2 separate regions of the Mus musculus genome follow, and region 2 is linked to region 1. Evidence: chromatin loops called from intact Hi-C (ENCODE). Cell type or tissue: gastrocnemius. All regions are shown on one strand. Links, peaks and the distances in the headings refer to the core of each region. The heading gives the core; the rest is flanking DNA.

Evidence for each region. Peaks named below come from ENCODE experiments on the same cell type or tissue, not always from the same donor. Only the 100,000 strongest peaks of a DNase experiment are listed, where the experiment ranks them.
Region 2: a loop joins it to region 1, with 2.3 times the contacts of the local background. A loop is called at or near these places in 9 of 42 quality-filtered maps.

What each region holds. Positions count from the first base shown.
Region 1 is chr1:131,471,161-131,474,069 of GRCm38, reverse strand. All of the region lies in intron 2 of Srgap2 (SLIT-ROBO Rho GTPase activating protein 2), which reads left to right. Among named protein-coding and RNA genes, the nearest start is that of Srgap2, 55 kb to the left of the region's middle. In gastrocnemius, for the core only: no CTCF peak of the experiment used is centred there; no DNase peak of the experiment used is centred there; H3K27ac peaks cover 68 bases.
Region 2 is chr1:131,522,433-131,525,341 of GRCm38, reverse strand. Srgap2 (SLIT-ROBO Rho GTPase activating protein 2) reads left to right here. Exons shown (of 23, transcript NM_001081011.2): 2 at 1-404. The coding sequence starts at 338. Among named protein-coding and RNA genes, the nearest start is that of Srgap2, 3.5 kb to the left of the region's middle. In gastrocnemius, for the core only: no CTCF peak of the experiment used is centred there; DNase peaks (open chromatin) are centred at 620 and 1,372; H3K4me3 peaks cover 2,366 bases; H3K27ac peaks cover 1,889 bases.

The sequences.
Region 1 (2,909 bases), core at 191-2,690:
CCTTTCTCTGCACATTATAGGTCAGTATAGATGGGTAATGACTCAGTAATATGTGGAAAATCCCAGAGACTGACTGATGAGAATAGAAACTACCCAAGATGTGCTATGAACACCAAAACATGCTTCCTCTTTTTATTGGCAGGAGATGTATAGGGTGTAAAGGAAATGAGCCTTTGACACCCCAGTTGTTTTGTTACAGGCCACAGTGAATGTGTCTGCCATTTAAATTCAGATTTTTTGATGACTGGCCAAACCAGCTGCAAGCCTAGTCCTTTGGACTAGAAGCCTTGATTTTGCCAACTGTTCATTTTCTTGATAAACTTCATTATTTCAGGCATTTGTGTATAGCTAGCTTATTGTGGGGTTGTCAGAGAGGTATAGAGCTATTTCTTAGAGACAGTCATTCCTCCCCAAGTAGCATGTGTCCTGAAGCTGGCCCATCTCCATTCTTTTTGTAAGCATGTAAGGTCTTTTGTTTTAAATGATGATGTGAGCACAGACTGTTTAAAAAGGAAAAAAAAAAAAAGCAAACATTGGTAGGAGTGTGCTTTTAAATTGACCAAAGTGTAATTGGAGTGAGATTAATAAAAAGACAAGTTTATTTAACTACTTGCTATCTGGTTTGTGATACAGGGTATCCTCATTTGATTTAGAAGACACTTTGATCATTCATGAAGGAGATACCGTCTCTAATTCTCTCTATAGCGTATTATACTTGCAATCATCTTTATACCCATGCTTCTACTACATGAGTTTTATCCAAGCAAAGGTTCTGAACTTGACAGATACATATTTTGAAACAAGTGAAGTTCCAGTGTAGCTGTGCCACCTAGAAAGATTCATTTTGCTTTAATTACAAAGCCCATTTTAACTTAGTTTTTCTAACCAAAATACAGAGCAGAAAGATTTAAGGCTATGCTTTAAGATACTCAGTAAAGGGCTAGAGAGATGGCTCAGTGGTTAAGAGCATTGACTGCTCTTCCGAAGGTCCTGAGTTCAAATTCCAGCAACCACATGGTGGCTCACAACCATGTGTTATGAGACCCTCTTCTGGTGTGTCTGAAGAAAAAAAAAAGATACCTAGTGAAACAAAACTCATAAAATTAGGAACCAGGAGATTGTCTGTAGACGGTTTCTTGTTTAGGTTGGGTATCTATTTTATATCTCCTGACTTTGTAAGGTTATTTTTTGGGTGATTCTCACATATGAGTCTCAGTCACTTGTGGAATCTTTTGATAGAGAGAAGTCAATCCTTGAGTAGCTGAGTTTTGGTTCCTATAGATTTTCTTATAGAGAAGCTAGAGGAGCTGTCAGGATTAGAAGTCGTCTGATGGTTTTGGTGGCTGGAATTGTGCTAGATTCTGACTTACCTTCTTTTAACCCATGGCGAATTCCCTGATCCTTTTGAGGTAAAGGCAACTTACAACATAAATAGTGAGGCAGTTAAATCCTCACCAATTCTTATTTTCTGTGTTAAAATATCTTAGAGTTTAGTCCTGCTTTTCTCCTTTTTTTTCTTTTTGTTTTTTCCTAGTAGTGTTTTTAATTGGCAATTTCATTTACACATAAGTAAAAGGATATTAACCCAGCTCTGGAAATAAAACTAAGCCTGTATATTAGTTCCCTAATTATTCTTCCTGTTCCACTTTTTTTGCTATTTTAGAAGTAGGGTGACTGATCTCTCTCTCTCTCTCTCTCTCTCTCTCTCTCTCTCTCTCTCCCTCCCTCCCTCCCTCCCTCCCTCCTTCTCTTCTTTTTTCCTTCTTTCCTTCTTTCTCCTTTCCTGCCTCCCTCTTCCTCTCTTCCTGATGTTGTCTTTGACATTTTTGTTTTGGAAGAACAGATGACAAGCTGTGTTTAAGACTCTATGAGAGGGTACAGATGGATGACAATCTTTGATAATGGTGACCAGAATTAGGATAAATTAAATGAAGTAAACATTGTCCCCCAGTGATAGGAACAAGTGACCACAAGTGTTAAACAGATCTGGAATGGGATTCTCACCTCATCTCCAAGATTCTGCAGGGAATACACACTGCCTAGAGACCCATTTCCCCCTGACCCTATAAAGATTTTTTAAAAGAGTAACGTCCTAAGTGGTTTTCTGGCCTGATTGCCTGCTTGTTATTCTTTGAGAGAAAGGAGGAAGGCAACTGCCTGTGGCGCCTCACAATCTCCAGAGGTGTGTAGATTCTGCCCTGGACAATACTAATCCCCTGGTGAATGCTTTCCTCTATTCATTGCCCCTATACAACTTCCTGGGATCCAGCATTGGTAGCTCTTTCAGTGGACCACTCCTTTCTGCTAAAGTTGCCTGGCAGTGGTGCAAGTTTTCTGGTTGCTTTGCTGGCTTGTTACTTGAGTGGTAGTTAGGGAGAGGCTAGACTGAGCTTTTGAGACTAGTGTCTTGATCCCTTGTAGATGATCTGTTGAGAACTTTGTCTTCACTCTGCCACCTTTTGTGGCACTGTATGTGGTTCTCGAGATGAGAATGGAGATGAACTGGAGTCCTTTGTTGGTGTTTTGGTAAAGAAGTTGTCTTAGTAAGGGTTTCTTTTGCTGTAATAAAACACCAAGACCAAAAGCAATGTGGGGAGGAAATGGTATTTCATTTTACAATTCTGAGATCACAATATATCACTGGGGGATGTCAGGGCAAGAAATTAACGCAGGAACCTGGAGGTAGAAACAGAAGCAGAGGCCATGGAGGAGTGTTCTTATAAACTTGTTCTTCATGGTTTGCTCAGCTCTATTTTCTTAAACCATCTAGGACCACCTGCTCAGGCATGGTACCACACCAATGGGCCGGGCCCTCCCTCATCAATCTTTAATTAAGAAACTGCACCATAAGTTTGCCCATAGACCAGTTTGATGGGGCATTTTCTCAGTTGAAGTTTCCTCTTCTCATG
Region 2 (2,909 bases), core at 1-2,500, 51 kb before region 1:
CTCCCAGCCTGTGTCGTTGATGTCAGACCCCAGGCCAGCCTCCGGGCGCTGCAGTTCTCCTGGTTAATGCTGCGGTTGTGGTTAGGGCTTTAGTACTTAAGCCAGCCGCCGCCGCCCCCCACTTCCCCACCCCCGGCCTCAGCGCCCACAGTCTGCATGTGTGTGCAGTAGCCGGCTGCCCATCCCGCCGCTCGTGTTCTCCTGGAGCTCTGGATACCACCGCGGGGCATTTCTCTGCCTGTGGGAGAAGTGGCCTTGGAGGCATTGATATCAGTGGTTGGATTTTTCCCGTGGATCTATCAATTCACAATTCGGATTTGGAAGAAAGAAGGAAAACATGACGTCTCCAGCCAAATTCAAAAAGGATAAGGAGATCATCGCAGAGTACGATACTCAGGTCAAAGGTAAGGATTTTGAAAATTAGCATAAAGCATATGTTCTGCGGACTGGTGAAGCATGCGTTTCCACCCCAATTTTCAGGGCGTTTGTTTCTTGGGTGGAGCAGGTGGTAAGTTGACCCCAGAGGTGGTTTCATAGGTGGATCAGCAGTGTCAGGGGCCATAGGCACTAGAAGAGGGCTTTAGGAATATCTTTGTGGGGCTGACCATTAATTTGGCAGTTTTTTCCCAAAGGCTGGGCAGGGTGGGGGAGGGGCAGGAGGTTCTCCGGGGAGAGAGAGAGAAAAAAAGCTGCTATTTGCCTTTGGGTGTCTTGAGTCAAGCTTCCTTGAAGGACAGCTGAAATCTGACAGGTGTTTGGACATTTATTTCAAAGGTTGTAGAGAAGCCCAGGTGGAAAGGCAACCTTGGGAAGGGGAAACCATTTGGAGAGACCTGGGAGAGGTGGGGTTTTTCTGGTACTGTATTAAAGCTTGAGATTTGCCAAGACACTGAATTCAGGAAGTCCCTAGCCATATTGGGTGTACCTAGTACTTGTCTGGCCCGTGGTCACCCTGCATACAATCAAAGATCACAGACCAGAAAGAATAAGGCCATCCAAACTGGTTTCCACCCCTCACTTAAACCTTAACAGAGTTAGGCTGTTAGGTTCTCAGAGTGGTGCTGAAACTGGAAAATAGGAAGACATAATTGTTTAACCCTTCTGCGTTGTTGCCCTCTGCTCCAGAATACATGCTTTTTAAAGGTCCATTTCCTTTCAGCAAAAACGTGAAGGGATAAGGCAGAATGTGGACCTGGAGAAATCAAGTGTTGTCTCCTCATCTAGTCCACTGCTTAAATTGGCTTCTCAAATCGAAACCTATACCCACATGGCTTTCCCTTCTCGGGCATTTCCCTTAGGAGGTGTCATGCCAGTGAAGGAGCCCTAGTCTGTGTTTGTGCAAGGCACTGCCCCTTTCTGACCAGTCACTGGGAAGAGCCATGTGGCTACAGTTCATTGAGACCTTAGCTGGGAAGTGGGAGAGGTGGGTGGCCTTGAATGTTAAACCACATGGTTGGAACTCTGGGTTTTTCCTTTGTTTCAGAGTAGAGAGGGAGGGGCCCCTACTCCATTCCCTGCACCAATGCAAGGAGACCTTTTTCTATCTTAGAGGACTTGGTAAAGACCATGTCTCCCCTCTGATGATTGCCTTGGATGTGGGTTAGAGGGAGAGTGTGAAATGGGTAGTCCCTTTTATCTCTTAGAAGGTTGAAAGGCAGTTTGAAGTCATCATTGTGTCTTCAGGATTTTTTTTTAGAATATATATTATCAGTTTGGTCAATGCAGGAGATGCCCTAAGGGACCTTCAATCCATTTGACTGCAAATATTGGTCAGATTTATTACAAGAATGGGGTAGTTGAATGCTGAGAGCTCCAGTTGGATTGGAATTGAGAGAGGTGTGGTTGTGAGTTATAACTGAGGTCCTGGCCTCTTGTCATTATTCATAATCCCAGCCTGTTTTTGTAAACAATGGCCACTGGCCTCTATGTCCTGTCCAGATGCAGCACATTCTGCTCTTGTAATGCACTCCCTGTGGTTTTAGCCAGATATATCATTGAAAAAATACATCCTATTCTTAACTGTTGCCATAGGGAGTGTTAATAACTTTGTCTTTCCCAGGTGGTTCTCCATAAGCACACATTTGACTAAGATGAAAAGTGATTTTTTTATATGTTGGTGATTTTTTTTTTTAAGGTTCAGGGCTAACAGGTATCAGAATTTGCTGATTTTTTAAAAATTGGTAATAGGCTTCTTATGAGTGTCTCAAAAATTAAGTACTTTGCGTATTTACAAATATTGCTCATTGAGATGATGTAATGCACTTAGCTATTTGGAGTTTCTCTTCAACCCTGCCACAGACTAGAGACCGTTTTGTGTGTGTGTGTGTGTGTGTGTGAGTGTGTGTGTGTGAATATTTTTCCATTGACTATTCAGGAATGTAGAATTTGGTAGGTGGCTGACCCTGAGTTCTCGCTGGAGGAGGTACCCATGAATGCTTTTGGAACTGACTTGGTTTAGTCCCTCAGTTTACAGCTGAGGAGGAGGTAGAGAACTGGAGAGGTTTGTTCAAGGTCACACAGCTAGGTGGTAGCTGTGTAGAAGGTAGGAGTAGTTTGACAGACTTCTGTACCTTCCCAGTAAAAATATCATCTGTTCATGGTGAAAACAATTCTTAAGGCAAGTGTGTGTGATCTGTAATAGTGATGTATAGCAGCCGTGTGCTAACAGTTTACTTTGGGTGTTCATCATGTACCATGGCACCCCAGTGAGTGGTCTATGTAATTGTCACCTCTCTCCAGGAAGTATTGTCATCTAAGGAAACTGAGGTTATGAGAGGGAAAAAACCCTTTCAAGGTCATACAGTCAAAAGTGGCACCTTCCTTGTTTTATTTATTATTTGTTGAGTGCTTAGTATGTGTTCTAGGCTTTTCTACATCAGTCAAGAAGACAGAATGCCAGACCCCTATGG